6 separate regions of the Homo sapiens genome follow, and all the other regions are linked to region 1. The links are chromatin loops, found by intact Hi-C in ENCODE. Cell type or tissue: dorsolateral prefrontal cortex. All regions are shown on one strand. Links, peaks and the distances in the headings refer to the core of each region. The heading gives the core; the rest is flanking DNA. Region 1 overlaps MAGI2 (membrane associated guanylate kinase, WW and PDZ domain containing 2). Region 2 overlaps MAGI2 (membrane associated guanylate kinase, WW and PDZ domain containing 2). Region 3 overlaps MAGI2 (membrane associated guanylate kinase, WW and PDZ domain containing 2). Region 4 overlaps PHTF2 (putative homeodomain transcription factor 2). Region 5 overlaps MAGI2 (membrane associated guanylate kinase, WW and PDZ domain containing 2). Region 6 overlaps MAGI2 (membrane associated guanylate kinase, WW and PDZ domain containing 2).

The links. Hi-C counts contacts between places; a loop is a spot of excess contacts. Peaks named below come from ENCODE experiments on the same cell type or tissue, not always from the same donor. Only the 100,000 strongest peaks of a DNase experiment are listed, where the experiment ranks them.
Region 2: it touches region 1 in a loop (4-fold over the local background); 3 of 110 quality-filtered maps call a loop at or near these places.
Region 3: it touches region 1 in a loop (4-fold over the local background); 4 of 110 quality-filtered maps call a loop at or near these places.
Region 4: it touches region 1 in a loop (2.0-fold over the local background); 20 of 110 quality-filtered maps call a loop at or near these places.
Region 5: it touches region 1 in a loop (7-fold over the local background); 22 of 110 quality-filtered maps call a loop at or near these places.
Region 6: a loop joins it to region 1, with 2.4 times the contacts of the local background. A loop is called at or near these places in 8 of 110 quality-filtered maps.

The regions. Positions count from the first base shown.
Region 1 is chr7:78,018,017-78,023,230 of GRCh38, reverse strand. It overlaps MAGI2 (membrane associated guanylate kinase, WW and PDZ domain containing 2), which reads left to right. Exons shown (of 22, transcript NM_012301.4): 22 at 3,255-5,214. The coding sequence ends at 3,916. Among named protein-coding and RNA genes, the nearest start is that of DDX3ILA1, 30 kb to the right of the region's middle. RefSeq lists a silencer at 3,548-3,707 and an enhancer at 3,688-4,189. In dorsolateral prefrontal cortex, for the core only: CTCF peaks have their summits at 2,483 (motif pointing left) and 3,268; DNase peaks (open chromatin) are centred at 2,530, 3,310 and 4,015; H3K4me3 peaks cover 1,935 bases; H3K27ac peaks cover 2,708 bases.
Region 2 is chr7:78,088,181-78,093,394 of GRCh38, reverse strand. The region is part of intron 20 of MAGI2 (membrane associated guanylate kinase, WW and PDZ domain containing 2); the gene reads left to right. Among named protein-coding and RNA genes, the nearest start is that of DDX3ILA1, 100 kb to the right of the region's middle. In dorsolateral prefrontal cortex, for the core only: a CTCF peak has its summit at 2,589 (motif pointing left); a DNase peak (open chromatin) is centred at 2,609.
Region 3 is chr7:79,279,515-79,284,728 of GRCh38, reverse strand. The region is part of intron 1 of MAGI2 (membrane associated guanylate kinase, WW and PDZ domain containing 2); the gene reads left to right. Among named protein-coding and RNA genes, the nearest start is that of MAGI2-AS3, 170 kb to the left of the region's middle. In dorsolateral prefrontal cortex, for the core only: a CTCF peak has its summit at 2,480 (motif pointing right); a DNase peak (open chromatin) is centred at 2,438; H3K27ac peaks cover 544 bases.
Region 4 is chr7:77,938,003-77,943,216 of GRCh38, reverse strand. PHTF2 (putative homeodomain transcription factor 2) reads right to left here. Exons shown (of 19, transcript NM_001395272.1): 13 at 2,915-3,187; 14 at 2,558-2,689; 15 at 431-517. Among named protein-coding and RNA genes, the nearest start is that of DDX3ILA1, 50 kb to the left of the region's middle. In dorsolateral prefrontal cortex, for the core only: CTCF peaks have their summits at 2,190 and 2,392 (motif pointing left); a DNase peak (open chromatin) is centred at 2,392.
Region 5 is chr7:79,174,980-79,180,193 of GRCh38, reverse strand. The region is part of intron 1 of MAGI2 (membrane associated guanylate kinase, WW and PDZ domain containing 2); the gene reads left to right. It overlaps LOC105375366 (a long non-coding RNA gene), which reads right to left. Exons shown (of 3, transcript XR_927698.3): 3 at 2,998-3,215. Among named protein-coding and RNA genes, the nearest start is that of MAGI2-AS2, 170 kb to the right of the region's middle. In dorsolateral prefrontal cortex, for the core only: CTCF peaks have their summits at 2,933 and 3,137; no DNase peak of the experiment used is centred there; H3K4me3 peaks cover 302 bases.
Region 6 is chr7:78,132,045-78,137,258 of GRCh38, reverse strand. It overlaps MAGI2 (membrane associated guanylate kinase, WW and PDZ domain containing 2), which reads left to right. Exons shown (of 22, transcript NM_012301.4): 17 at 2,053-2,238; 18 at 4,199-4,370. Among named protein-coding and RNA genes, the nearest start is that of DDX3ILA1, 140 kb to the right of the region's middle. RefSeq lists enhancers at 1,788-2,287, 2,288-2,789. In dorsolateral prefrontal cortex, for the core only: CTCF peaks have their summits at 2,561 and 2,760; no DNase peak of the experiment used is centred there; H3K27ac peaks cover 1,213 bases.

The DNA.
Region 1 (5,214 bases), core at 486-4,485:
TCTTCCTGTCCAGCACAATCTGTGTCACCTTGCTGAGGCAGGTGATAGGGCAAGGTGGGATATGGGCTGCCTACTGAAGAGGCCCCTTGTGCTTTACAGAGCTTTGCAGGCTCGTGCCTGGAGCTTTGCAGGCTCGTGCCTGGACAGACACCATATGTTTCGTACTGAACTGAAGAGTTCCTGTGCAGAAAAATGAAAATATTCAACCACTCATATAGATATCCATCTTTTAAATCACTTTGTGATATAGTAAATCTTAATTTCTTGTTAATATTTTTAACCCATAGTGACTTGGAACATTTTAGTTTTTAGTTTCTCCCGCTGTTAAGTGTTTAATGATCTATAAACAAACTCTTGAGAAACTTTTATAAGAGGAATCTTTGAATTTGTGAATAATTTCACCTTTTACGATATGAAAAATCACTGGAGGAGGGAAAGAAAAGAGTGTCTCCCTGAATCTCAGAAGTAATTTGAAGCCAACTAATGATGGATGGATGAATATTTTTTCATTTTTCTGGATAGGAACTCTCCAGTTCAATGCCAGATATGTAGTAAGATGTTCAGAAATAAATGCTAAGTCTTCTGCTTAAGGATAAGATCTGGTTCCTGTTGGTTGGCAGTGGCCACTGTTCTTGCCCATTTCACATACTTTAATCCTATTTGCAAGGTAACATCTTGGGACAGTTTCTAAGTAAAAAGAGTAAAGAAACCCAAATTTTTACTCCTAACTGGCCCATTTTGTAATCTTGGTCAAGTTAGTTAACCTCTCTCTACTTCAATTCCTCCTTCAGGAAATGGTGTGAGTAATATCAACCTTCTCCCCTTATCTAAGAAGTAATTTGAGGCCAGCTAATTAACTCTACCATATGTGATGTAATGATGGGGAAAAGAGCTATTAAAATGTGAAATATCATTACCATGGTCCAAGTCAGAGATCACTGTTGCACAAGCTACCCTCTAGTTAGGCCTTTTGAAGACCACTTTTTAACTCTTCTAAGCTGTATCTCGCTAGATGGGTGGATTGCCACCACTTATCATTTGTTAGTCTGATTTTAAACTCTAACCCACCCAAAAGTAGAACACATTCTCATTTTCATTGGATATATTTGCCTTTGAGGATTTCAGACTATTCCTTAAGGTAACCAAGGATACCTGAGGTGTAGCAAAATGACACCTGGGAATCACAGCACCTGGAAATGACTGCCTTATTGCACTTATTCAAAACCTCACCTGCAAAGGTACTAGTTAATGAGGCGGCTTCCACAGGAGCCCAATCCATAAGTAGGCAGCAGGTGGGGTACAGAAGAAAAATATGATTGACCCTCCCATTGCAAAGTGCTTTCCCTTAGAAAGTGTATGTCTCACATCTGTAAAGTTGGATATTTTATCCCCATCTTATAAAGGAAGAAATTGAGGCTCAGAGAGATTTAGTTGTTGGTCCAAAATCACGTCACCAGTAAATACATGCCAGAGCCAGGATTAGATTCCAGGACTTCTAGGATTTTACCATGTGAAAATGATAATGGACATCAGTGTATGGAAGAAGGAAGGTTAACATTATGCCCAAAATGTTCCATTCGAATTTCACATAGAATGAGAAACGTTTTTGATTTGCCATTCTAAAGATGGCCAGAATTATTGGGAAAACCATTGCCACTGCCCTTTTCCTCTCCTTATTGCTTTATAAATCAGTATCAAAGGTACTATATAAGAACCCTCAAGTTTCAAACAAAGTAGACCCTGGACATTAATGGACTGAGTATGCACAAGTATCACTGACAGCCTCTGACACGTTACAGAGGCAAGAGCTTGAATCACATGCACTGAGGTTGCTGTGTGGGACTGAATCTTTTAGCTAGTGAGGGAGGCTCACCTGGCACCCAGAATTCAAATCTATCAATGTGGTTTCTTCGTTCTCCACTCATGACCATATACCAATTCTGTGGAAGAAAAATTACACTCTAGAATATCACAAAATTTGAGCATTTCCAAGGTCATGAGACATATTTCTTACAAATATCAAGGATTCACAGTAATTGGATTTCCCTGCTTTCATTTCCCCTTAGTGGCCAGAAGCTCCAGGGAACTGTTGTTGCTCACAGTAGCAGCTAACTCATCTCAGATTCCTAATACATCTGTCCTTCTACTTGGCCTCTGACCAGCTGTTGCTTTAAAAAAAAAGTCATCTCTCATTTTAATCATTGTTTTATATGTGTTTTGATGTTGTCAATTGTCTTAAATCCTTTTTGGAAGTAGGTAACTTAAATCCTAAGTAAATGTTGGAACTAGACTTCCTAGAAAGAATTATCTTAGTCCTGGGGCCCTCCATAATGTTAGAAGTACTAAAAAGAATTAAGTTCCATCCGGACTTGGCAAAGAAAAAAAATGGAATTAAGGACGATTTTTTTTAAAAAATGATAGTTTTAAAATGTATTTATCCAAATTCTGAAACTGACAGCAGCTAGGAATATGCTTTGAGTGACACCTACTGGTTGAGAACGTCACTTCCCAACTTCCAGAGAACCCAGACCAGTGTTTCTCAAAGCTTGGCTCTAAACCAAGCTTGTCCAACCCGCCTCCAGCTTTGAATGTGACCCAACACAAATTTGTAAACTTTCTTAAAAGATTATGAGATTTATGCATGGACCTTTTTTTTTTGAGCCCATCAGCTATCGTTAGTGTATTTTATGTGTAGCCCAAGACAATTCTAATGTAGCCCAAAGAAGCCAAAAGATTGGACACCCCTGCTAGGCCACCTTTTTCAGAATGGGTGCCTGATAAAAATACAGAGGACTTCCTGGGCCCCGTGCTGCTGAAACCTCCGGGCCTGCTCCTCCCGGGGAATCTGTATTTTTCACCACCACCCTGGTGATTCCAAGGTCTACTCGAGTTGGAGACCCATTTATTCAAGGGCTGTCAAGTGAGCTGTCTATACAGGACTATCAGGCCCGAGAACACCCCCGGAAGTTAGCAGGGCCAAGGCGAAGGGATTAGGCCTGGGCTTCGCGTTGGCCTCCCCGGTCCACGGACGAGGTTCGGGGCGTGGGGGCTAAGCGGGGCGGAGGGAACCCCCAAATCCCCGGGGGCGCGGCCGCTGCCCTCTCGGCAGTGAGGGTGGGGGTGGGGGTGGGGGCGGCGGTGGCTCCGGCCCCTGAGAGCAATCGCCCCAGCTGCCTGCCCCTGTCCCCGGCGTAGAGAGGGCACGGGGACGTCCTGCGTGCGCCACTGCTAACGCCTGTGCTTCCCGTCCACAGACGAACCCGCCCCCTGGAGTTCTCCCGCTGCCGCCGCCCCAGGTCTGCCGGAAGTAGGCGTCTCCCTGGACGACGGCCTCGCTCCATTCTCTCCATCACATCCAGCCCCACCCTCCGACCCTTCCCACCAGATAAGCCCAGGCCCAACTTGGGATATCAAACGGGAACACGACGTTAGGAAACCAAAGGAGCTTTCAGCCTGCGGCCAGAAGAAGCAGCGCCTCGGGGAGCAGAGGGAGCGCTCGGCGAGTCCGCAGAGGGCCGCGCGGCCGAGGCTCGAGGAGGCGCCCGGCGGCCAGGGGCGGCCCGAGGCCGGCAGGCCCGCCTCGGAGGCCAGGGCGCCCGGGCTCGCGGCGGCAGACGCGGCGGACGCGGCGCGGGCGGGCGGGAAGGAGGCGCCCCGTGCGGCGGCGGGCTCCGAGCTCTGCCGGCGCGAAGGCCCGGGGGCTGCGCCGGCGTTTGCCGGCCCGGGCGGCGGCGGCAGCGGCGCGCTGGAGGCCGAGGGCAGGGCGGGTGCGCGCGCGGGTCCCCGGCCGGGCCCGCGACCCCCGGGGGGCGCCCCGGCGCGCAAGGCCGCCGTCGCGCCGGGGCCCTGGAAGGTGCCGGGTTCTGACAAGCTGCCCAGCGTCCTCAAACCCGGCGCCTCGGCCGCCAGCAGATGAGCCGCGCGGCCACGGCCAACCCGCCCGCCCCGGCGCAGGCAGTTCTTCTTAGGTTCCGTCTCACGGCGTTTTAATTTATTTTCACTGTCACACGCATAGATCCACGAGGCACCAAGGCCTGGGAGCATCGACGTGAAGTCCCACGTGTCCGGTGTGCTTGGGCGGCATCGCATCAACGCGCAGACCTAAACTGATCCTAAAGCCCCCGGTTCCCTTGTGGGGGCTTTGGCAGCTATGGAAGAACCAAAATAACGTGAAGAACATCACAGAGAGACAGTGCAGTGTAGCTTTAGTTTAAGAAAAAAAAATATTCCTCCCCACTGCATGAAGGACTTGGATGTCATCCAAACTTTATATCAAGAAACAGGACAAAGTTAAGAGCAATCACAAACTGGAATATCGCCTTAAAAATCAAACTGCACGGAGCAAGCTGAAACTGAGACAAGATTATATCTTTTAATTGATCTAAAGCGTTGTAAATAAATTGTTCTCGACATATCTAGACAGGGGTTAAAGGGTTTCTTTGACACATTCGGAACCGTTCACCCATGACATGTTTCCATGGCTCACCCTTGGCATCCATCCTCGGTGTTAGCAGCAGCGTTCCCTGCCTCCTGCAGGATGACTTAGAAATCTAGTGAGTTTCTTGGTGTGATGCCATTTTTATTGCCCTTTCTGTGATCAAATCATATTTCTGTACATTTTCAGTGGTAGAAAAAAAAGGTTTTAAAAATTGTATCCTAGGGAACAGTTTGCCATAAGTCAGAATTTTGCAGTTTAGCTCATAGATCTTAATTGGTTTTTCTCTAAAATATGAATTTTATAATTGAAGGACCACAATTTGTTTAATCAAGATAGGCAACGCTGCAGTTCCTTTATGAAGAGGCTTTTCTGTCGTCCCAGGCTAGCAGAGATGGATAGCTTCTTTGTCAGCAATGTGATTTCACTTATTTTATTGTCTTATTTTAAACCCTGTCTCCATGACTTCATTTGCACTTTGACAGAGCAGAGGCAGAGTATTTGTCTTATATTTCTCAGATTATAATATTAAAAAATTACAATCAATTTATTTTCATTAAAGAACGTGAGTCTTTTTAGCATTCCTTTCTGCTTATCCTTCTTTCCTTACCCTTTGTCCTTTTGTTTCCATTAGTTTTCTTTCGTCTTGTATTCCTTGCCACTTTATTTTGTTAGCAACTTCTAGATGTTTATCTTCATGGATCTATGATTGACCTCCTAGTAAAATTCTAAGTCTTGCCTTTCTTCCCTGCTGTTTTAGCATTTCTTTGTAAAATGTT
Region 2 (5,214 bases), core at 529-4,528, 70 kb before region 1:
GCAACTTCCACCTCCCAGGTTCAAGCAATTCTCCTGCCTCAGCCTCCAGAGTAGTTGGGATTACAGGCGTGCGCCACCATGATTTTTTTTTACATTTTTAATAGAGACAGACTTTCAACATATTGGCCAGGCTAGTCATGAATTCCTGACCTCAAATGATCTGCCCACTTTGGCCTCCCAAAGTGTTGGGATTATGGATGTGAGCCACCACGCCCCACCTGCCATTACTTTCTTTTTTTTTTTTTTTTTTTTTTTTTTGGAGAAGGAGTCCCGCTCTGTCACCCAGGCTGGAGTGCAGTGGCTCAATCTGGGCTCACTGCAAGCTCTGCCTCCCAGGTTCACGCCATTCTCCTGCCTCAGCCTCCTGAGTAGCTGGGACTACAGGCACCCCCCACCACACCCAGCTAATTTTTTTGTATTTCTTTAGTAGAGACGGGGTTTCCCTGCCATTACTTTCAACAGCCAAAACTGCAATTACATTTGCACCAACCTAATACTTCATTGGATGCAGGAGTCATTTTTTCAAGAAATTGGTAAAGCAATAGAGGTAACAGTATGACTGTGAATCAACATATGCATGGGAAAGTCTCCTTTTGAAATGGCTGATTATCCAAGGGATGTATGTGGAATTCTGAGAGCAGCTGCAGTTACATTAATCAGACAATTATTAACCGAAACTGAAAAGTGGGACAGTTCAAAAAGTACATTGCAAAGCTACAATAAACCAGAGGCTTTTTATTTTAGTGATTTAAGAAAGCTTTATGTTTTTATTTCCAATTAACCTATTAATAGTGATGTCACTTAAATACTCCTAAGGAATATTATCTCCTCATTATTGCCAGAAAACATGCTGCCCAATTTCATAGCTCAGCTGTTCTCATGCATGGATGGACAATCTGAATTAACATGAACAGAAACAAGATTTTTAGACACTCGGCTACATTCCTAGTTGTAAAATTTAAGTAATTAATATGTGACTTTAAATAGTCAAAGAAAGTAAAATGGATAATGTTTATTTCGTGCATCAAAATGATAGTGATGCACTGCTACTCTTTCTATTTATTTTGTTAGCATATCAATAGAAAAATCAGTATAATCCATGCACTCATTGTCAATACCATTGAGTATTATGGCAAAGAGTACAGATTCTCTGAAGAGCTGACCTTAAATCAAGCTATTAGAGACAGACTGTATTTTTATTATGGCCAAACAAAGATAGTAGACCTCAGAGACATGAGTTTTTTCACTTGGTATACTCCTTGTGCACTGTTAAAATTGGGCACAAGGACATTGGTGATCCCACTGATCTGAAACTTTAACACATGTAGTTTTGAAAGCTAAGGACAAAACTAACATTTATTTGAAGAGAAGGTAGTTATAGTGACCAGGGAAATTCAGACCCATGAAGTACTAACTAGATGTATTCACACTTACAGCTATCCTCAGTACACGTGAATCAGACTTTCTTTTTCATCCTACTCATGCTTAAATGAACCTGGGTTTTAAAGCTATTTGCAACACATGAATATGTATTTGCAAACAATGTCCCAAAGGTTAACAATACATCATAAAATCTCAAATAGCTGCTTCTTCATGTAGAAGAAACCTTTATCTCTGAACCAAGTAAAATCCTACTATTGTGCCTTTCTCCCCACTCCCTACTTCCGCAATGCTGAAGCAACTTCATAAAGGGTAAGGAGCTCTGGGTGTTGGAATTAGGGAACCTGCAACTGGTCTTGTTATTTCCACTTATAAGCTATGAGATCTTTCATAAATTCCTATTCCTCCCAAAGGTCAGTGTCATCACCTTAAGTAAGGATAAGAGAAACCAGAGATAAAAAGATTAATAAGATGAGCTCCTTGCCCTCAGTGCCCCTATGCATGCTTTAATTGGTGTCTTAGTCTGTTTGTGCTACCATAACAGAATACCTGAGACTGAGTAATTTGTAAAGTAGAGAAATTTATTTCTCACAGTTCTGGTTTCTGGGAAGTCCAAGATCAAGGCACCAATATCTGGTATAAACGTTCTTGTGTCCTCACATGGCAGATGGCAGAAGGGCAAGAGAGGACAAACCCACTCCCGCAAGCCCTTTTAATAGCAGCATTCACCCATTCATGACCCAAAAACCTCCCAAAGACTCTGCCTCCCTACACTGTTGCACTGGGGGCTGTTTCAAACACATGAATTTGGAGGGACACATTCAGACCATAGCAGTGGGTGCAGAGTAATAATTATCAGCAACCACTTCCTTAATTTACCCCCAAATCATTCAATCGATCATTCTGTCTCTTATTCATTCACTCTTACTCTCTTATCACACACACACACACACACACACACATACACACACATACACATCAGTCACTACGATGTTAAAAGCTACAAAAGATATTGTGGAAATATACAATCAAATCTCTGCTCTCAAGCTGTATACTGGGAGGTAGTTATAGAATAACTATCATAAATAAGAGTGTATTTCCCAGTGCTTCTCACAGGACTGGTAAATGCAAAAATCAGTCTGTCTGCTTTCAGCCAGTTATGCCAACAAAGGCATGGTTATTTCAGAAAGAAAAGAGATGCTTCCACCTTGTGGCTGTGTCTTCCTCAGCTGGTTGCTGGCACAGGCTTGCTGTTTGTAAGCTTGCCTCTCCTTGCAAGTAGAAGATTGTGTTGTTTTTACCTCAATACATTTTTTTTGCCTTCTTCATATTATAACAAATATTAGGGACCTTTGTTAAGACTTTGTTCTCTCAGAATTCAAGGTTGCCTTTGGCCAAAGTGAAGTAGATAGCATTTACTTATTCATTTAAGAAATATTTATGAAGCTCTTATCTTGTGCCAGGCACCTCAGTTGACAGTAGGAAAACCATAGTGAGCAAGGCACAGGCTGCCTCAAAGCCCCCCTCCAGTCTCCCATACACCCTCACCTCCCCCAAAGACTCTCCCTCTGCCATTAATCATTTGTGCCCTACACAGTAATCAATTTGTCCCCACTGCAAGGTTTTATCATCTATTATTTTCAAGGCAATGCACCAGCTACTACTAGAAGATACAAAGATACACTCCCTCTTTCCAAGAGTTTATAATTGAGTAGGTTCAGAAATGGTAGTGGGGAAAATAAATACACAGATACCTAGACTAACAGGCAGTGTGACTGTAAGTGCTATAAGAGAGGCATAGCTGTAAGAGCAGTGGACACACAGAGAAGGGAGGATAAATTTCCCCTGGAGTGACCAGCAATGGCTTCTTGGAGGATTTGAGCAGAGCCTTGAAGAATGGGCATGATTAGGAGATGGGATTGAAGGATCCAGGGAGAATGACAAAAATAACAAGGAAGGCTGAGGACAGCAGCAAAAATGCCGAGGAAGGAAGAGTGGAGGAAGTACAAGTGGGCCAGACTAAACACAAGAGAAGGGTGGTGATAAGCCAGAAGGTCACAGGGACAAGGTCCTAAAGGATTTACACCTCATGTCAAGGAGTTTGGATTCTGTTCAAGAAGCATGGGGCAGGAGGGGAGGTGTTTGAGGAGGAGTGAGGCAAAATCAGAGATGCTCTTTGAAATATAATTATGGCAACCATATGGATGGAAAGAAGAGGGGAAAGAGAGGAACAGCCAATGTAGAATGGCAGCAAGAGAAATGGGAAATGAGAGGCAGCTGCTGGAGACAGGGTACATGTAGAACTGACGGGACTTGGAAACTGACCAGAGGCAAAGGTAACTCTGACATCTTAGGCAATTTTAAAAAGAGCATTCAACTCAGTAACCCTGACGCCACTCCTCTTTCTATAATGGTATAGAGGCGACACATGTTAAAGTAAAATATTAAAACAAATAAAGGTTTCCAAAAAGTTTCTCCAATAGGATTTGAGCTAGACTGCCATTTGATTTTTGTCTTGTTCTTGAATTATTGCTTAAAGCCTTCGTCTGGCATATTTGGCATATTTGATGTTTTAAAATCAATTCCATCCCACACCTACCCCACCCCAGTGCTTGTTCTTCCTTTATTCTACCTTCTCCCCCAGATTTATTCTACTTGCTTCTCTGCCCTACTCTGGGGGAATGATGGCTATGTCTGTATCACCCAAACACTCTTGCCTTCTGGCTTCCTATTGGATTTGGCCAATGAGAAGCATCAGCAGGAGATCAGAGGGCAGAAAGAGAGAAAGTACATTAGTTCTCTATTCCTGCTGTAATAAATGACCACAAACAACACTAATCGATTGTCTTACAGTTCTGGAGTCAGAAGTCTGAAATCGGTTTGTTTCACTGGGTTAAAATCAAAGTACCATGTCAGCAGGGCTGGTTCCATTTGGAGACTCTGGGGTAGGAACCCATTTCGTTTCCTTTTCCAGCTTCTAGAAACTCCTTGGCTTATATTTCCTTCCTCCATCTTCAAAGCCAGCAGCTTAGCACCTTCTGTCCTCTCTGACCTCTGCTTCTGTCTTGCATTTCTCTCTCAGACTTTGACCTTTGTGATTATATTAGGCCCACCCAAACAATCCTGGATAATCGTCCCATCTCAAGATCCTTAAGGTAAGCACATCTGCAAAATCCTTTTTGCCATGTAAGGGAACATAACACAGCTTCCAGGGACTAGGAGGTGGACATCTGGGGATGGGGGACTTTATTCTGTCTGCCACAGAGAGGTTGGGGTATTTCTTACCCTTTGCTCCTGCCTTGGTGCTGTGGGCCTGGCAGCATTCCTTCCCGCTACAGCTCCAGCTGTAGACAGGCAGCCTCTCTTTCATGGCGCCAGCTCTCACTCAGCCCCTGTAACTTCTTTTCCTCCCTGATGTCTTTCAGACTAGAGGTGGTAACAGCACTCACCATATTTATCCTTCATTGCCTCAACAGCCCTCTTTGATTGCATTAACCCTGCCCATTCTTCGAAAACAGTCCCATCATTAAATTATCTTCAAAATCCCAGCTAACCAATGTCCCCGCCACCCATCTTGGTGTACCTTTTCATGCTCATTCATGCTGTTAACTTGTCAGGTCTAGGACTGGTGCACACACAGTCTGAGAGAGAGATGTAAAGACAGAAGCAGAGGTCAGAGAGGAGAGAAGGTGCTAAAAAGTTGAAATGTAAATGCAATATGCAAGACAGTTAGCTTCAGGAAAACAAGGAATTGTTACCATGAGTCAGTATAGAAGTCATTGCACAAAGCCGAATGCTTATCCAGAAAATAAATGTATCTGATTAGATAAGTAT
Region 3 (5,214 bases), core at 647-4,646, 1.3 Mb before region 1:
ACATTAACTGAAACTATTGATCTTCTTAAACCAGAACTAACATTAATTGAAACTATTGATCTTCTTAAATCAGAGCTAAGTTCTCAAAGATAACCTATTGAAATCGAATAATTTTAACTATTTGGAAAGGAATAATATTTTCATTATGATTTAATGCTCTCATTGTATCTATCACCATTTTTCAATAGAGAAAGAGAATTCTAAGAAAATAAGTCATGAGTAGGAGGATGAAAAATTGGAAGAGGCCAGCATATGCAGTAACTATTAAAAGTATGTGATATGTGGTCTAGTGGGGTGCCCAGGACCATGCCAGACCAATTGAAGTCCCATATTAGGAGCTACATAAGAGGGTAGAGGATATGCCCTGTGGCTTTTGACACATGGATGTCCATTTGTAAGTGTGCAGTAAGGGCCTATGGATTTATTATGGGAATGAGTTGGGCTCTGAAGATTCCAGCTATCATGGAGGAGACTGATAAAGACTATCCTGGCCTACTTCAACCTAACTTTTACCCTATGGCTGACCCTATCATAAAATGTAAAAGCTCAGAGACAAATCACAGCATGTGTTGCTTAAGGACAGGATTCGTTCTGAAAAAATGCATCATTAGGTGATTTCATTATTGTGTGAACATCATCAAGTGCACTTACACAAACCCAGATCATACAACCTACTACACACTTAGGCTATGTGATATAACCTATTGCACCTAGGCTACAAACCTATATAGCATGTTACTGTACTGAATACAATGGGCCATTATAACACAATAATAAGTATTTGTGTATCTAATATAGATAAAGATACAAAGATACAGTAAAAATATGGTATTATAACCTTATGGGACCACCTTCTGATCTGTGTGATCCATTGTTGACTGAAAATTGATTATGCAGCACATGAATGTATATCAGGTAGCATGCTTTTGCATGGAAGTAGCCAAAGAAACAACTAAAATAATCTAAACAGCAAGCATATGTATTAATAGATAATAAGAAGTGCAAAATTAGGTAGTTCCATTAAGAAGTCAAAACCTTTCTTTATGTATATGTTTAAGAACAAAGAAATTTTCCCAGAGCCTCTTAGCAGACTTCCTCTCTTGTCTTATTGGCCATAATTGCATCACATATTCCACCTGAACTAATTACTAGTAGAAGGAATTAGACTACCATGATCGGATTTGGTCAGTCATTACTGGTGCTGGTGCCTATCCTCTCTGAAGATTAAGGTCCCTCAGAGGATGGTAAACAAAATCTAGATTCCATTAGTAATGAAGATAAAGGAGTGGAAGTGAGTAATGGTTGTTAGGTAGTTACAAAGCAATGAATGCTATGCAAACTTAAATAAATCATAGTCACCACTTGGACACGCAAAGAATGCTTTCTGCTTTATTATTGTTTGAGAAATTGAAATCTGAGGGCTTATCATTTTTTAAAAAATGTCAATGTTTCATGCATTTATATGTCCTCTGTGACATTTACACCTCCAAATGACTTTTAAAATCTGTGTATTAGAAAGAGTTTAAAGTTAAGCCCTATCCTCTTGGATTCTTAAAATTTCTGAACCCTGAGGGAACATAATCCTACAGATTTCTTGGCTTCAAGATTCAAAAGCAAAAGCACATATGATTATATTTAAGAGGCTGCATTTCACTAGGATTACAAAAATCAGTAGCATATTTAAGCTTCATGTTACAGAAAATAGAACATGTTCAGCCATTTGATCACATCTGGCATTCTTTCAAGCATATGCCTCTTAGAGTGCAGTAACCTAGAATTGCCTTTTGTCCTTCCCAGCTTTAGATCTACATTTGTAAAGTGTTATATATCAAAAAATTAACTTCTAGTCAGAAGTTTGTAGTTGAATCCTCATTCTACTGCTCAACTAGCTGTTAAACCTCTACAATGTACTTAGATTTCTGGAAACTCAACTGCCTCAATTTGCCTGAAATACCCTTGGTTTTAAAAATACATTAAAATAAAACTTTTATCTATATAAGATCATCTTTCTGAATGCCAGGTCTTTAAGCCACCTTGCCCAACGTTTCTTTCATGCCTGAGAGACTCTTCTAATGAGCACAGTAAGGGTTCTCCTCCTTATGATTTTTTTCTATTCCCTTGTCTTCTTTTGTTCTTTTCTCTGCTTTTTGTTATGTCTTGGCTTAAAAGATGTAGTAGATACATTAATTTGAAAATTATTTTCCAAATCACCTGCAGATATGTTCTTAAGCTTCATTAACTCTCTAACTTTTTTCCTGCAGAAAACAACAACAAAAACAACAGTATAAAATCAGCTTCGTTTCTTCTCCATCCTCAGCAGCAGTTATTTGCTCCAAGGATGTAGATGAGAAGCTATTTCCAAAGCCATCACAGCCCGCAAGTAAAAACCGTTTGTAATTCTCATCTGGAGGCTATAAACGCAAGCAAGCCTGCCGCAGCTCTCTTCAGTTGCTGACAGTCTAATTTTGAATGTTCTGCCACCAGAGGGAACTGGAGTTGTAAGATTTTACAATGCCTCACAAGTGCTGTATATACCTAATGAAATATGGGTTGCTTAATGAGACGAATGCTGTTAAACTTGGAAATTTTCACATAAAATTTTCAGAGGGATTAATTGTATTAAATATCTCTAGAGCTGTTATTAGTCATTTTATTGGAAAGAGATCTTTTCATTGATCCCTTTTCTTCACACAGATTTCTAAATTTCTATAAAATTCTGTAATATTCATCCATGAAAAGATTTATAGTGGAAATAATTGGTAGGAATCATGAAAAGGTAAAAATCTCACAGGAATGATAAAAGTTATATATATAGTATAATTTTCAATTAAAAGTGGGAAGCTGATTAATTTTTAAATATTCTTTCAAGATTTAGACAATTCTCTAACTCTGTTTCATATTATAGAGTGAAGAAGTTATATAGTATGTAAAACTTGCAAGAATATGACTAGCTGAAATGATACTGCCATGGATCTATTGAAGATAACTATATTTGGAACACATCAAGCATTCTGATTTAGTATAGCAATAAAGATAAATCTACTTTTTCCATAACTTCATTTTACCCAGACGTCCTTTGAAAGATGTCTGCAGTAAAATGTCCACCTCTTAATATGCAGTGATGACTCAGCAATTTTTCTTATGCTCTATTTTTTTTGTAGTATTGCAGACTTTTGCCCTCTCTTTTTTTTCTTCTAAACTTAGTGTTTTACTTTGTTTTGGCTTTGTTTTTAATATGTAATAGCAGCATCAAGCAGACTGTATGAAAAACATAAAGATCGCTTTTCAGATATAAAAGCATCATAAAGTTGTACATCAAAGCCAGCTTTTTTCTTATTTTACAAATATCTCTCAGTGTGTGTCCCAGAATTGTCTCAGGATTACTGGCAGCAGCATCACCAGGAGCTACTGGTTAATATTCAGATTTCTAGCTTCAACCCTAGATCTATTGACTCTGCATTATGAATATCCAGCCTTCACATGGTTCTCATGCACACCAAAGTTTAAGAATTACTTTTCTGGAAAATGTATGTAGTCCCTGATAATTTAACTTCTTGAACATTATCTATGCCTAACTCTTGGTTATCAGCATTTTCATGGTCAGTACATGTTATCTTCTTTCAGCTCATGCATTTCATATTCTCTGGTCATGTTTATGTGGATGACTCCCAAGTGACTCTCTAGACAGACATGTCACTTATTTGAAACAGTTAGGTTATGCTCCCTTGGAAAATTCATTCTGCAGGCAAACCTTATATCATTCTTTTTTTTTTTTTTTTTTTTTTTTTTTTTTTTTTTTTTTCAGAGACAGAGTCTTGCTCTGTCACCCAGGCTGGAGTATGGTGGCATGATCATAGCTCACTGCAGCCTTGAACTCCTGAGATCAAGCTATCCTCCTACCTCAACCTACCAAGTAGCTAGGACTACAGGTTCGCACCACCATGCCTGGCTATGTTTGTAAAATTTGTGTAGAGGTGTGATCTTGCCGTGTTCCTTAGGCTGGTCTTAGCTGGCTGCAAGTGATCCTCCCCATCTGCCTTCCAAAATACTGGGGTTACAGGCATAAGTCATGGCTCCCAGACCCAAACCTTGTTTTATTCTTTATTGTGTCTTCTTGAGTCATCTTTTGCCACCAGTTTGTGTTAAATAAATTTAAAAAAATGTATTGCTGCATCAATTTCCCAACAAGTAATCTTATTCCCTTACTCCCTGACTTCCAATACATGCTACATGGAAAATCTTCCGAAAACTTCCTGTCATCTGTTATATTTTCCCTTTACAAGGACTTTTTGATACCTCTTACATCCTAGATTCCATTGGACTTGGATAGGTATCTTTATATCTCCTACATACAATATCAACCCTACCACCTGGTTGTCAAGTTATTCTTCCAACTCACACACTTCCTTTTTCCAACTGTTATCTTTGCTTTGCCCTCTCATTGTCCTTTACAAGTGTCTGATCAAATCTCTACAAAGAATAGATAAATCCCCAGTGCTCCCAGAAAGTCTTCTCTACGTCATCTCTGTTAGGTCATGTTAAATGTTCACATGTGCCTCTGTATCTTCCTAACTCTGCTTTTAACACAGAGACCAAGACTTATTATATTTTTGAACATCCTACATCATGTAGCTATGTACTAAATCTACAGAAATTGCTCAACATTGGTTGATTATTTTAGGTGATGCTAAAAAAATAAAAAATAAATAAATAAAAAAGACCTCCTCCTAGTTTCCTTTATATTCCAGACTACAGATAGAAATATATGCATTCAATGTCATCACTTTAATTATAATATTGGTTGCATTTATTTGACACTGTTGATATCTTTAGTAAAGCTTAAATCACTGCCTTCTAATATTTTCTCATTAAAAATTAGTTTTGTGACAAATTAAGCTGCAAACATTGTAAATTTTATGTTATGGTAAATGTCACGTAATTTGAACTGAAGAAGTTAAATCAAATGTGCTTTTTTGGCTTGAAAGGACTATTGACTTACTTAGTGAGAAAAACAGATGCCCTACTGGAGGACAATAATGTTCAAAATAATCCACTTCTTTGAGATCGGGTCTTGCTCTGTTGCCGAGGCTGGAGTGCCGTAGCTCAATCAGGGCTCACTGCAGGTTTGACCTCCTGGGCTCAAGTGATTCTCCCACTTGGGCCTTTCAAAGTGCTGGGATTACAGGCGTGAGCCACCACCCAGCCATAACCCAC
Region 4 (5,214 bases), core at 644-4,643, 80 kb after region 1:
CCCGGGAGGCGGAGGTTGCAGTGAGCCGAGATCGCGCCACTGCACTCCGCCTGCGCGACAGAGCGAGACTCCATCTCAAAAAAAAGAAAGAAAGAAAGAAAGAAAAGAATAGTAAACATGAATAAATTGGATATTCATGGGACAATTTCATAACTCATACGTTTCTTTTGGGAAGTAAAGATAATGAGAAGGATTCTAGGCAAAAATTAATTAATCTGTGTTCATTCAACAGACATTTGAGCATACATGCTCACTGTTCATGGCACAGAGATAAGATGCACTTATTTATTCTACCAAAAAAACTGCAAAAAGGTAACTTCAAAACTTACTTTCTAACTAGGCTTACTTATATTATTATTTGATTATTTATTAATCTGAAAGTTAATATTTATATATCTGGTTAATTTCTACATGGAGCGAGTTAACTCACCTGGGCACAACAGATAAATACAACTGAGATAGTCAATAAGAAAGCAGATGAAACTATTACATCAACTGATCGCTGAGGACCTCGACGCTGCAGGGTGTGGGTGGAAGGGAGAAAAGGAAACATTTTAAAATATATTTACTAATCAGCAGATAATTTCCATGGTTTCAATAAAGGTGTTGACTCATCACCATCAGTTGATCACAGCCCACAATGTTGAATATACCTAATTTGTTAGGCAAATTTTAATGATAGTGTTATGATTTCCTGAGGAATTGCAACAGAGTTAAAAGGGTATCTATATTTATATAGCATAAAATTATTGGTATAACTTTCAAATACTTCATTTTGTCAAACACAAGTCATTTATTCGACAAATATTTCTTAAGCACCTGCTTAGCACTAGATACTGTGCTGGGTGCTACAAATACAACAGAGAACAACACATGGTCCCTCTACCTTCACAGGAACTAGGAGGGGAGTGAGACATCAAGTTAATAATCACAGATATATGTGATAAATTGTGATGAGTGCTAAAAGGGAAAGACATAGGATGCTTTGAGATACTTGGCAGGGAGACTTCATTTAGATTTGAGGGTTAGGAGTGCGGGCCTGTGAAGATCTCCCTAAGGAAGTGATATTTACACCAAACTAAGGGGGAGGGGCAGGGGCATGATGGCACACAGCAGTGTTCTAGGTAGAAGGAAGGGCATGTGCAAGAACATAAAGCAGGACAGATCACAGCTCATGTAAAGAACGGAAGCAGTCTAAAATGGTTGGAATGTAGTGGACTAGGAAGGAGAGTGTTTCAAAATGAAACAAAAGACAGGTGAATAAGGGAGAACTTAGATCATAAAGGGCATTATAAACCTTGTTAAGATTTTGTGCTTTATCTTAAGAGAAATGAAGAACCTCCAAAAAGTTTTAAGAATATAGGGCCAAATATACATTTTTAAATGATCACTGGTGGCAGACTGAAGAAAGGAATGAAAAGAAGAAATGTGAATGCTGGAATGCCAGGTAAGAGGTAACTGAAGTAGCATGAGGTAGAAGATGATTGATGGTTTCAATGAGGGTGGCAGAAATGGAACAAAGAGAAGCAAATGGATTCAAGATATATTTTGGGAGCAGAAAAGATAGGAATTGGTGATAAATTGGAGACTAGAGATTAAACTAGGATAATTCCTAGGTCTGGGCTTACATTCCCTCACTGAAGTATAAGCTTACGTATGAGGGTAGGGGCTTTCATCTCATCAACAATGAATGGCACATGGTTAACATAAATAAGTGTTTACGGAATAAAATAATCAATGTACAAAAGAATGTAACACCTGCTTAGGGTTGACAATGGAGGAAATTTTGGACGAATTCAAGCGATCAGATTCATCCCTCCATACAACAGATATGTCATAGGAAAAAAATATCCATGCCAATTTGCAGCAGTGACACTAAGTAAGCTAAATTTAACAAGTTAAATTAATAAACAGAACAATGAATTTTTTAAATATAAGAGTAGAGAAATAGGGCATTATTATTATTAGGGCTTCTTTGATTATTATTTCAAAATATAAAGCATTAAAGATCTAGGTATGTCAGAGGATGATTGGTCTTCAGGTCAACTTTACTAAGATACAGACAGTGCTGTGAATAAATATCATTGGAATTTGCATGATTACTCCATATATAATGACATTCTACTGCTACTTAATGCAATAACAAGAAGTAATCCTCAGAAAAAAAGTGTTTTCCTAAAACCAATTTAGATGTTTCCCTCTTCCCTCCAGAGTTTTTATATCATACTTCCATAATTAGGAAAATTACTCAAAAGATTAAAGGAAAATAATGACATGAAAAGAATGACACTGAATTGCAAACTAATATTTTAAAATAGTAATAGGTCACTTCTGTGAGGAAACTCATTGGTTATTTTTTTTAAATTCTTTTTTAAGTAGTGGGCTCCCTCTGCTGGCTTGTGACAACCAGGCTAGTAGAAACAAAATCCCTAATCCAGTTTTTGAATGAGTAAAAGCTGGTTACTATACATCTAGAGACAAATATATATTGATAAAGAAACTGGAACTATCAGAAAGGGCCAGCATGTTAAAGCTACTTTTATCACTCCCATTCTACCTTAAGATAGGAACGGAGAGATAGCCACATTTTTATATTCTGTACTTTCTTCAACCGGAAATGAGGAACCTCAGATTTTCGAGCCCTCCTTGCAGATGTTAAATGTCCAAAGAGTTTTGCAAAAAGTAATCGCTAAAAAAGATTAAGATGAGGATTAATTTTCAAGTAGATTACCACAGAAAAACAAAATTAACAAAATATGAATTGTTAAGATTTTATTTGGTTAGGTACTATAAAAGCAAAATAAAAAATAATTAGGTAAAAATGATATAATGAAATAATAAAGTACTTCAGGAATACTTTTAATATTATGAAAACGATAAAATATTCTTATTCGGAAGTCTACATTATACCCACCTGTTTATAAGTTCTTTCTGCTACACAGAGCAAAAAAAAGAAAATCCACACAAGAGACACGCGAACCACAAAACTTATTATAACCATAGAAAGAACTATGACATCTTCATTAGAACCAAATGCAATCACATAAAGTTCTGAAGCAGAATGTGCTGTGAGTTGTTCCAAGTCTGTAGCTTGAGAAAGTCGGAAAACAAATGGAGTTAAACCCAGTATGAGAGAGACTGCATTTCCAAAAATCTGGTATCCTATTCCTGGTATATGGCTGTTCACCTTGAGGGAGCCAGGGGAAGAGAGAGAAAAGAAAAATAAAATTATACCATAAATTTTATCTACAGTAGAATTATTTATAGCAATATGAAATCATTTGTTAAAATATACTCATTCTGAGTAATTTGAATCCCATTCAAGTTTGAGAGCCTACTACATATAAAATGTCATTAATTCTTCAGATCTTAAAAACAATTATCAGATCGCTAATTTACTAAGTAGATGGCAAAAGGACTGTCATCCAGATCTTGAAAAAAATTTATGTATTTCATTATTTCAAGTTAGAAATATTCATAAATACTGCAATATTAAAGAGAATGAGATCTCATATCCACTGAAATTCAGTTCATTGAAGAAAAAACTCAGCATTACACTTATTTCATACGTTTGTACATTTGTAACTTGAGGTTTTCTTTCTGTTTTCTTTTTTTTTTTTTTTTTTTGAGACAGGGTCTCACTCTATTGCCCAGGCTGGAGTACAGTGGCACAATAATGGGCTCAAGTGATCCCTCCCAACTCAGCATTCCTAGTAGCTGGGACTACAGGTATACACCACCGCCCCCAGCTAATTTTTTGGGTTTTGTAGAGATGTAAAGACAGGGTTTCACTATGTTGCTCAGGCTGGTCTTTAACTCCTGGGCTCAAGCGATCATCCCTCCTCTAGCTCCCAAAGTGTTGAGATTACAGGCATAAGCCAACACACCCAGCCGCTTACATTTCTCTTTGAATAGTCCAATATATAAATAAGTGTCTCCTTAAACTCTAAAAGCATTTTAGAAGAGAGATGATAGAAGGAAGAAGAAATTAAACAGAAAGGGAAAAAGGTGAGGGAATTATTTTAAAAAAGGAAATTAGATAATGGGACAATATAAAAGCTTCCAGTATGCTAGACTGGCAGAACTAAAAGAGATCTTAACTATCATGTAGCCAACTTTTTATAATATATATTAGATAAATGAGACCATTGTAAGTTAAGTGATCTGCCAATTCACAGGTAATTAAGTTACAGAGCACAAACTAGATCCAAGATTCCAGAGACTTCCCCGTCAACTGCTTTTAATTGCTCACACTGAGATATGTTATAGGGAGTATTATCAATTTCTAGACCCAGTTATTATAATTCCTGTCTTACACAAAGTGTGGAGAAGAGTTCAAGCACAATAATGCACCAAAGAAATTTAGAAATTGCAAGTTAAAAACAAGTCCAGAGAAATCAACACATTTTATTTTATTTTATTTTTATTTATTTATTTTTTGAGACGGAGTCTCGCTCTGTCGCCCAGGCTGGAGTGCAGTGGCGTGATCTTGGCTCACTGCAAGCTCCGCCTCCCAGGTTAATGCCATTCTCCTGCCTCAGCCTCCCGAGTAGCTGGGACTACAGGCGCCCGCCACCACGCCCGGCTAATTTTTTGTATTTTTAGTAGAGACAGGGTTTCACCACGCCTGGCTAATTTTTTTGTATTTTTAGTAGAGACGGGGTTTCACCATGTTAGCCAGGATGGTCTCGATCTCCTGACCTTGTGATCCGCCCGCCTCAGCCTCCCAAAGTGCTGGGATTACAGGCGTGAGCCACCGCGCCCGGCCAATCAACACATTTTAAAAATCAGTAATTATCTGAAAAAAGAAATAATAGAAAATAAAATTTTAATCCACAGTATTTCAATTAGACTTCTTTGAACTACTCAAGACTTTTACCACTATCTGCATTACTTCTATATATTTAAGTAGGTAAGCAAGTATGAATGCAAATTTACTAGTTTGATTTTTTCATGTCTTAAGTCCTATTAAACAAATGAACCAGTAAGAATGATACAGAAAAATAAGTCTTTTTAATTATTTTTTTATTTTTAAAGTTCTTGTAACAACAATCTCTAGTCCAAAGAAAAGTCTTTATTAACACCTGTATATATCTAACAAGCTCCTGAATTTCAAAAGAAAGAAAAAGATAAAAGAGAAAAATTATAGACCGTATCATCTATTCTTGGTCAGATAAGTGAAAACACTAGAAGATGAGAGTGGTTTGGTGACAA
Region 5 (5,214 bases), core at 735-4,734, 1.2 Mb before region 1:
GCATTTCCCCGATGATTAATGATGTTGTGTGTTCTTCATATACCTGTTGCTCATTTATATGTCTCTTTTGAAAGATATCAATTCGTGTTCTTTGCTCACTTTTTAATGGGGCTATTTGTCTTTCATCTGTTGAGTTTCCTGTATATTCAGGATTTTACTCCCCTATTAGATGAATAGTTTGGAAATATTTTCTTCCATTCAACAGGTTGCTTCTTCACTCTGTTCATTGTTTCTTTTTGCTGTGCAGAAGCTTTTTAGTTTGACAGAGTCCCGTTTGTCTATTTTTCTTTTTGTTGCCTGCGCTTTTCTGTCTTAACCATAAAATAGTTGCCTAGAGCAATATCCTGATGCATTTCACTGATTTTTTTCCAGTTGTCTTATAGTTTTGTATCTTACATTCAAGTTTTTAATCCGCCTTGAGTTGATTGTTGTATATGGTCACAGACAAGAATCTAGTTTCATTCTTCTGCATATAACTGTCTAGTTATTATAGCACTGTTTATTGAACAAGGTATCCTTTCCCTCATGTGTGTTCTTGACAGCTTTACCAAAGATCAGTTGGCTATCAATATGTAGATTTATTCCTGGGTTCTCTATTCTGTTCCATTGGTCCATATATCTATTTTTATAGAAATACCATGCTGTTTTATTACAGTGACCTTATAATATATTTTGAATTCAAGTTATATTATACCTCCAACTTTATTCTTTTTGTTCAAGAATGCTTTGTCATTTTGGATTCTTTCTTGATTCCACATGAATTGTATGATTGTTTTTTCTATTTCTGTGAAAAGTGACACATTATTTTGATAGACATTTCATTGAATCTGTTGATTGCTTTGGGTAGTAATCATTCTACATCTTGAAATTGTGGTGGTCATTACATGACTATATGTTCAACAGAGTATATAGAATTGTTTATATGAAAATAGTGAATTTTGCTGAACATAAATTTTCACAATTTTTAACAACTGAAGGAAAAAATAGGTGTTTTCAGAAAAAAGATTTGAAAGATTAAAATATCACAATATTTAAACTAAATTATTAACACTGTAATATATATATGTGGTGCATTTTTTACTGAAATGTTACTATGCATCAGATGACTATACCATGATGGTGAGGATTGTTGTTTATGATGTTTGCTGAGGTAACTCTAGTGACAAAAATCGTACCTAGCACATAATAGGCTTTAAAATTATTTGTTTAATTAATAATTTACTAAATCTTCAATTTTTGCAAAACTTATTGCTCTCATACTATGTAGACATGCTGGATTAGTAGTATAATAAAAAAGACAATGATTTATCTTGTGTTGAGCAGAACTTATGGCAAACTTTTGCTATATTCTTTTGAAAATTATTTGCAGAAATAGCCAATGATGTTAATGCTTTTAGATATAAAGTTTAACAAAAAAAATTAATTTGATGCCCTTTACATAATACTGAAACTCCTTTATAAAGATGATAGTTTTTTTTTTTTGAAATGGAGTCTCACTCTGTTGCCCAGTCTGGAGTGCAGTGGCGTGATCTCGGCTCACTGCAACCTCCGCCTCCCAGGTTCAGGCAATTCTCCTGTCTCAGCCTCCTGAGTAGCTGGGACTACAGTTGCATGCCACCATGCCTGGCTAATTTTTGTATTTTCAGTAGAGGCGGGGTTTCACCATATTGGTCAGGCTGGTCTCGAACTCCTGACCTCAGTTGATCCACACATCTCGGCCTCCCAAAGTGCTGGGATTACAGGTGTGAATAAATATGATTCTTAATATTAATATGTTTACATTTATATAAACCTATTTTCCACTCTTTCATAGGGACATATCTATCGAATATCTATCATAACTATGTGGCTTTTTATTCTGTTATAGCTAACTTTTTCACAGACTGTAATTCCATACCATCAGTGCTAGAACGTATCTGCTGTTTTCACTAATAATGATTTTCTTATTATTACATCTAATTAAGTATAATTTCATCCCATAAAGATGAACCAAGTAAGTCTTCTTGTAGCCAGTACAAAATAAGGGAAGTACAGCGACAAGAAAGAGAGAATTAGTAGAAATTTATTTAGTAGAAATAATGAAGGACCACAGTGTAGGACTTTTAGGATCTTATTTTCATAAAGATATAACCACTACTTTGAAGATATGATAGATGGAAGCCTGGCTAATATTTAGAGAAACTACATTCAGTAGTTGATTATATCTTGAGAAGTAGTCTTAACACAGTGCTTAAAAGACAAGATGCTATAGATAAGCTTGAAGTACTGATAACCTGAATAGGAGTAAAACCGCATACACGCTGTGAAATAGCAAGCATTACAAAACGTGGCTGACCTTTCTTATGCCTTAAGATAGCAATTTGTGGTAACAGAGAAATGATGATGGAACATCGAGTAATACTATTTTCAACAAAATTGTAGGCTCTACAAAATCAGACACCTTATAATATTTGGGAAGACTAAATGGTTAGCATATGTAAAGTAATGTGCTACAATATCTTTCCAAGGTTAAGCACTTAGCAGTTTGCTGCTATTATTATCATCATTTTGATATCCCCTACACAGCATGTAGACTTTTGCTGAGTGCATAGAAAATGCTCAGCAAAATAATTTTAAGTTGAATTGCAACAATTGAAATAGTGATTATTTTCTTGCAAAAGAATAGCCCCTCCCAAGAAACTAGAAACAACAATAATTATCATGCCAAAGGCAAGGAAAACTATCATGTGAAAATAGAACTTGTAGCTTATGTTTAGAGGACATTATCTACCATAATTCATATGACTTTTAAAATGTGGATAATATACATAAAATGATAAAAAAGTCAAAAGAAAGTTGAAAAATTACTAATTCTTTTTTCATGCATTCATGTGTGTATTTTCACTTTGTCTTACCATAGTGTTTTTAAACACGAAGTTTTAATTTTAAATAGTGATTTTTTTAAAGGCAAATACAGAAATTCAACGATATAGTACAAAAGAAATTATAGGAAAAAACGATCCTTAATTTCCCTTTAATTGAAACACCTTCTGTTTAGTCTATTTTTCTATTAAGATTACAGAACAAAATTACCATAACTGAGAAAGTGAATGTTGACTTTGCCGTTTTCATCTCTAGGTATCTACAGAGGGCAGCAAAGAGCTTCAGTTCAAAGACTAGCAGGTCGGGTTAGTAAGTTTCAATCGCTGCTTTCTGATTCCGCATCATTTGAAGCACTGCAAAGTGTCAAAAACAAGGTTCAGTTTGCTAAACTTATGCGATTGTTTGTTGCCATATGTGGAACAGAGTGAGGGGGACACATGGATCAGATCAACTATTTAGCTGCAATCAAGAAAAGATTTCAAATTAGTACATTGAGTGTGTCATTTTACTAAAACTAACCCAAAGCTTGATACAACAGTGATTTTTTTAAAAAATTATTTTACTAAGATATTACAAAATAAATTGTCAAGTTCTCCCAAACTCAGATCACGGTGTTTTATAAAATTATAAACTGGTAACTATTAATGAGTAGTGGGCAAAGGCAAATTCTATAATGATCTAAGGTGAGCTTGGTTTTAGGTGTTTTCTTATTAATGTATCTATATATCTCTGATTCTACAATTTCATTCATCAATTTTTATGATAATAAAATCCAAAATATATCCAAGAGGCCACTAGTACACCTGTATTCACTGAAGTAATTCATTGTTCCAGAGAGTGTTCTCATTCTGAGATGGAGTTGACCTTGTATGAGTTTCTTAAGATATGCCATTGTGAAAAAGAAGAGAAGAAATACTGTGCAGAGGGAAAGGTGAAACTGCAGTGCAGGCCTAATTCAACAGGATGCTTGGGACCTAGAATGGTCCTTGAGTCCTCCTAAATCAGGCTGAGAGGGTGAGGTCTTTATACTCCCACCTTGTCAGTAAGTGGATGTGGGCAATACCAGGAAGGGGACTGACTGTAAGCAAGGCAGCTGGGGCAATCCTGACGAGGCAGCAGGTCCTTCCTTAAAGGTATATTCGAGTGGGCATCATGATGTCCACCACATGCATATGCAATATGAAGTAATCAAAGTGCCTTATGCTAACACAGAAGGGGTGACATTTTCATTTACTTAGCAAGCTTTGTTATCTTTTACAATATTAATTCATTAACATGTTTAACAGGAAACTATTATATTAGCAGGTCTGTGTTAGCTCCTTCAATTTCTTGTCTTTAACAGGTGAGAGAGGTAACAAATGAAAATACTGAGGTTAATGCCCCATGCAAGGTTTGTATTAAGAAAAATAAATCACTGAAACACAAAACAAAATGACTAGGGAAATGCTTAATTGTACAGTCATGTGCTGCATGATGATGTTTCAGTCAACAATGGACCACATGTAGGACAGTGGTCTCATAAGATTATAATAGTGTATCTTTTCTATGTTTAGATATATTCGAATACACAAATACTTATTGTGTTACAATAGCCTACTATTCAGTACAGTAACATGCTGTACAAATTTGTAGCTTAGGAGCAATAGGCTATCCTACATAGCCTAGGTATGTAGTAGGCTACACCATCTATGTTTATGTAAGTACGCTCTATGTAAGTATACTACGGTGAAATTGCCTGAGGATGCATTTCTCAGAACTATCCTTGTCATTAAATGACACATGACTGCACTTAGAAGAGCAGTTTACAACACCTTCAGGCATTCATTTTTCAAAGAACCAATTTAGATAGGGACAACTGATGTTTTAATTTGAAACCATTGTAATCTCATTTAGGGAAATCCTTAGAAAACCAGTACTAAAGCAAGATGGGAAGGGGGCAACAGAGAGGTTGTTTTGTTTAAAAATAAACTGAATTGCCTTTTAGTATTATAAAAGAAATATGTACTCATTAGAGATATATGGACAAATAAAGAAATATAAAGAAGAAAATTGAAAATTACCTATAATCTCCACATCTATCAACACAGAGAAAATCAGTCAGTGTTTTTTCTTCTAATCATTTTTCTTTTGGACATATATAAAATTTTGATTCAGATTTTCTCATTTATAGATTGTTTTCTCTATTTCATTGAAAAATATTCAAATGAAAGCATGTATCTTCTGCAGCTTGTTCTGCTTGATGTACACAGCATTTAATGAGCACCATTACAAGTAATGGTATCAATAGCTGAACTATGGTGCATATTTCAGACAACTTCTTTGGACGAAACTAAACAAAATGGAATTACTTGG
Region 6 (5,214 bases), core at 516-4,515, 110 kb before region 1:
AACAATATACACATTATGGCCAGGGAGACCAAATCATTGATGAACCATTCATTCCGAGACACTGTTGAACATGAAAGGGGGCAAAAACAGGAACTAAAGTTCACCCTAATTATAATTGCAACCCTAAATACCTTGCAATGCCTACATCATTTTTTTAAAGTCAGTAAATTAATGAGTTCTTATATTTCTACTTGAAAAAACATTGATTGTCCTAAGATTCTAAGATGATCATTAGCATGCTCTATGTAAGGTGTTCTTAATTGAAGCCATTAGTGCTTATGGTATATAAAAACATGTTTTAGTTTCCAACATGATGAGTTTCACTTCAGGGACACAGGCTCAGCCAATATTTTCATATGCTATCTATAACCTTTCACAATAGAAGAATGAACAAGGTACTGGCTCATTAAATCACTAATTGTCCTTCCTTGCCATGGTTATTAGCTAATGTTCTGCCTTTCGCTGTAAAGCATGTGCAAGATTGAGAGTTCAAGGACTAGACATCCCTGAAACATACTGAATGGTGGGTTGTGTTTTTGCATATTTCTACAGATCAAAGCAGTACCTGATTCCATAGGGAGAGCAACAACACAGAGTTATTGACAGGTTTCTGAGCTGGGGCTCACAGTCTTGAAGGGAGAATGGAAAGGGAATAGGCTTCTAGTTTGGTAAACTCCTTGAGGGGGTTTACACAGGGTATACTATTGATGTCCACCCCATAAATAGTTATCTTGGTAGGTACTTAAACATTTACACTGAAGTCAACCTTCTAGGAAAAATCTGTATTCCCATGTGTGTGGCTCTCCTCACACATATAAATAAACAGTAAAAAGAAAATAGGCCGAGCATGGTGGCTCAAGCCTGTAACCCCAGCACTTTGGGAGGCCGAGGCAGGCGGATCATGAGGTCAGGAGATCGAGACCATCCTGGCTAACACGGTGAAACCCCGACTCTACTAAAAATACAAAAAAATTAGCCAGGCGTGGTCGCGGGCGCCTGTAGTCCCAGCTACTCGGGAAGCTGAGGCAGGAGAATGGCGTGAACCCAGGAGGCAGGCAGAGCTTGCAGTGAGCCAGGATCGCGCCACTGCACTCCAGCCTGGGCGACAGAGTGAGACTCCATCTCAAAAAAAAAAAAAAGAAGAAAGAAAGAAAAGAAGTGTACATTGTTTTTAAAAGACGTATAACATTTTACCAATCCTAAACATTTTTATATTTTAATATTTTGACAGTTGGAGAGCATCTTATAATCAATGGAGCATCATTATTTAGTTAGCAGTGTTTCTTTTTATTTTTTTTCCCGTGGCATATAAAATAAAGGTGTGTCTTACCATCCATGGCATTGTAGATTTGAATAAATGCATTATGTATCAGACATTAGCAAGATATCAGCACCATGTAAAAGTAAATCAAAAAGAAGAGGTAAGATGTGACAACACACCAACCTTTATAGCTTAGTACATGAGTGGGAAGGTGGTTATAACTTCTTTACCAAGTGGCTACTACCCATTTAACACATATTTCTTTCCTTCCTTGTTTTCTCCTCTCAATAAAATAATAAAAGGATAGAAATTGAATTTCTGGCATTTATTGTAGCTTTCTTAAATTATTGATTATTGTCCCTAGAATATGAGCTCATGGGGCACAAAGTTCTATGTGGTCCTCAAACACTCATATATATTGGAATCTCCCTAGGAGCTTCTTAGAAATTCATGGTCCTCGCCTCCTGCCTGGACATTCTAACTCAGACAGTCCCCAGTAAGGCCCAAATAGCTGTCTTTTTAACTCTAGGTTAATTATGATCACCCCAAAGTTTGAGAACCCCTGGTCTGTGTTTGGAATTGGCCTATCACTGCAAAGGACTTGAATTTAGAAACTTTGGTCTCAGTAGTATGCACAGGACCCCATTTGATAGAAATTAGTGTGATTTCAAAAGGCAAATACACTGACGAAGGAAGGAATTCTGACATTTCATTGTTTCCTTTGGGGCTGGGACTGAAAGAACATGTATTGGTGATGTCCCTGATACCTATTTCTGTTGGGGTTTTTTTAGCTGTGCCCCATAAAATCGGACGCATCATTGATGGGAGTCCTGCAGATCGCTGTGCAAAACTAAAAGTGGGAGACCGGATCCTAGCAGTGAATGGCCAGTCTATCATCAACATGCCTCACGCTGACATCGTGAAGCTCATCAAGGATGCAGGTCTTAGTGTCACCCTTCGCATCATTCCTCAGGAGGGTGAGTGCCTGAGGCAGCCTTGCAGAGAGGCGGCCAACACATGGACACACTCACCGGGTGTTCTCAGCCTGCCCGCCAGGGTCGCGGAGTGCACCTGCCTGCCGTCACTGTGGTGTCAGAGTGTCAGAGGTTGATTATTATTTCCACTTTTGCAAAAACTCACACTCAGTTGCAATCCATATCTTGTTTACTCAGTACCTGTTTCATTCAGAGGTCAAGCTATGTGACATTGCAGGCTAAATAGTGTGAATTCCAAGACGCCAGGTTATTCAATCATTCCCTGTGGGCCCCCACTTTTATGGTTATATTAAGTCAGAATTCATTCAACAGAGGTGACAGAGTTACAAATCTGAAAAAAAAAATTTATGTTAACAGTAAATCTCTAGAGGATTCCTCAAAGTCAGATTGATTTTGAAAACGTGAAGTTTTGTGGTATAAGGAGAGCTCATTTAGAAAATGTTGCATCTGATAAGAATTTAAAATTCCCACTGAGCCTTTTGAATTTGTCTGTACAAGGACTCCCCCCTGAGGCTCAAAAGAGTAGTGAACATCACAATTCATAACCATGCCCTAAGGGGTCATGGAGCTGTGAACATCACTGCACCAAAAATTCACCATTTCCAGAGACAGTGGGTTCATGACTAGTTTCTGGCTGCTGACTCATCAACGATATTGAAGAATTCCATTTCTGGAGCTCACTGATGAGTGTCCCACACAGAGGCTGATGGGCTCACTCAACTTGGTACCCTCTGTTTTATTCAGCCCCCAATTCCATTTTAGGATTATCTGACATGTAGGCAGCAAATGGCTAAACAGCCACTTGACTTTAAATATAAAACAGTAGTTCTCAACGGGGGTGGTTTTGTCCCCCCAAGGGACATTTGGTAAAGTCTGGAGGCATTTTTGACTGTCTTGATTGAGGTGGGCATGCTGCTGGCATCTAGGGGGTGGAGGCCAGGGATGCTGCCAACTATCCTAAAATGCACAGGACAGCCGTCCACAGGAAAGAATTACCCCACCCAAAATGCCAACAGTGCTGAGTCTGGGAAACCCTGATATAAATGGAGAAGGAATTAAAAGATTTGGACTGTGGGGAAAAAAGGGGGGGGAAGAAGAGTTCATAGGGGAATGCTAATAGATCACCTCCCTTTTCTTACCCAATCAAAAAAAGAGAGAGAGAAAAGAAAATGGCCATGCTGCTTTATAACCTACTATCTCCAGACACCAACATGTATAAGCTATTCAATGGAAATTAACTGCAAACAAGATTGCTCGCTGAAAATCTAAACGCTTCTCAGTTTTCTGAGTCTGGAATGTGTCTGTTGGGCCCTTATTCCAATATATAGAGTCAATTTCAGTTGAAAATTTGATGTTATTAGCAAAGAATTCCAGAAGCAATTATTTAATAGAATAGTTTTGTGACTCTTCCTGTGTCCAGGGTTCTTTCTTCTTTCTGGAAAAGTGTGGAGTCCAGTGGGCTATGAGGCAATAAGACTGACAAGGGATGAGGAAAAGATTGTAAAAAACATTTTTCTTTTTATGGTTCATTCCTTATCCACACTTTGGAAGACTCTTCAGGCTGTTTATTACAAGCAAAAACTGGTGGCGGATCCATTTTCTCTCAGCAAGCGATGCTGCAAAAATAGAGTATGTTTTAGAGCTTAGTCCTTTGAATAATTTTTTTCATAGTTTTATGAGGTTTTTTGGTAATCTTTTCTTCTGGCAGAATGACAAGATACTGTTCATAGCCTTGTTCTGCAGTGATCATTAATGAAAGAATACAAATATCAGAAATGGTATTAGAACTTGATAAGATTAACCTGCTATCTAAAAACCTAGCAGAAACGGAAATAACCAAAGCCTGAGCCATCAGCAGAGGCAAAGTCACTGCCTCTAGTCACTTCTTTCCCCTTATCAACACTAACCTGACTGCATCTGCCGCTTTGGTTCTCCATCGCAGAGCTCAACAGCCCCACCTCGGCACCCAGCTCAGAGAAGCAGAGTCCCATGGCGCAGCAGAGTCCCCTGGCACAGCAGAGTCCCCTGGCCCAGCCAAGCCCAGCCACCCCCAACAGCCCCATCGCCCAGCCAGCACCACCTCAACCACTTCAGCTGCAAGGACACGAAAATAGGTAAAATTTCCTCTGACTTTTGTGATTCTGAGAGGTGATAGGGTGGGGAAAGGAGGGAGTATTTGGGGACAGCACAGGACAGGCAGAGAGAGAGACTTTTATAAAGTAGAAATCGCCGTGCATACCTTTGTGTGATTTCGAGGTTGTGTGTGTTATAGATATGGTTTTATTAGTAAAGATAGCTGAGTGTCTGTCCTTCACAAAGAGAGATGCTTTCCTGCAGAAATGGTGAGCAGTTGCAGATGAGTAGGGCTTAACAGCTGAAGAGCATGTTAAAGAGAGTCCAGAGTGAAGAACTTACTCAGAGGCCCCCTGGCAGGCGCAAGCCTGCAGTATGCACGATGGAAATGCGGCCAATATATGGGGTGGCAGAAGGAGAAGAGTATGATGTGAGATGAAGCCAGTGAGGGTGGCTGGGGCCCACCCTAAAGGGCCTTGTAAGCATGCTTACTTAATGTTTTGATCTTTAAGTGCAGCGGGAAGTCATTGAAGGGTCTTCAGCTGAGGACTGCTATCATTGGATTTGCTTTATAAGAAGGCCTCTCGGTCTGCCCTGCAGAGCGCAGACAGGAGGCTGGCAGGGTGAATGCAGGTTAAGCAGTTAGGAGGTGGCTGCAGACGTCCATTGAACCACAAAAGTCATGGCTCAGAGAATGATGATGATGTGGAGGTAGGGAGAATGTTGAAGGATTTGTAGGCATTAGTAAATATTAGCAGCCAGTGTGGTGGCTCACGCCTATAATCCCAGCACTTTGGGAAACCGAGGTGTGAGGATTGCTTGAGCCCAGGAGTTCAAGACCAGCCTGAGCAACGTGGTGAAACCCCACCTCTACAAAAAACACAA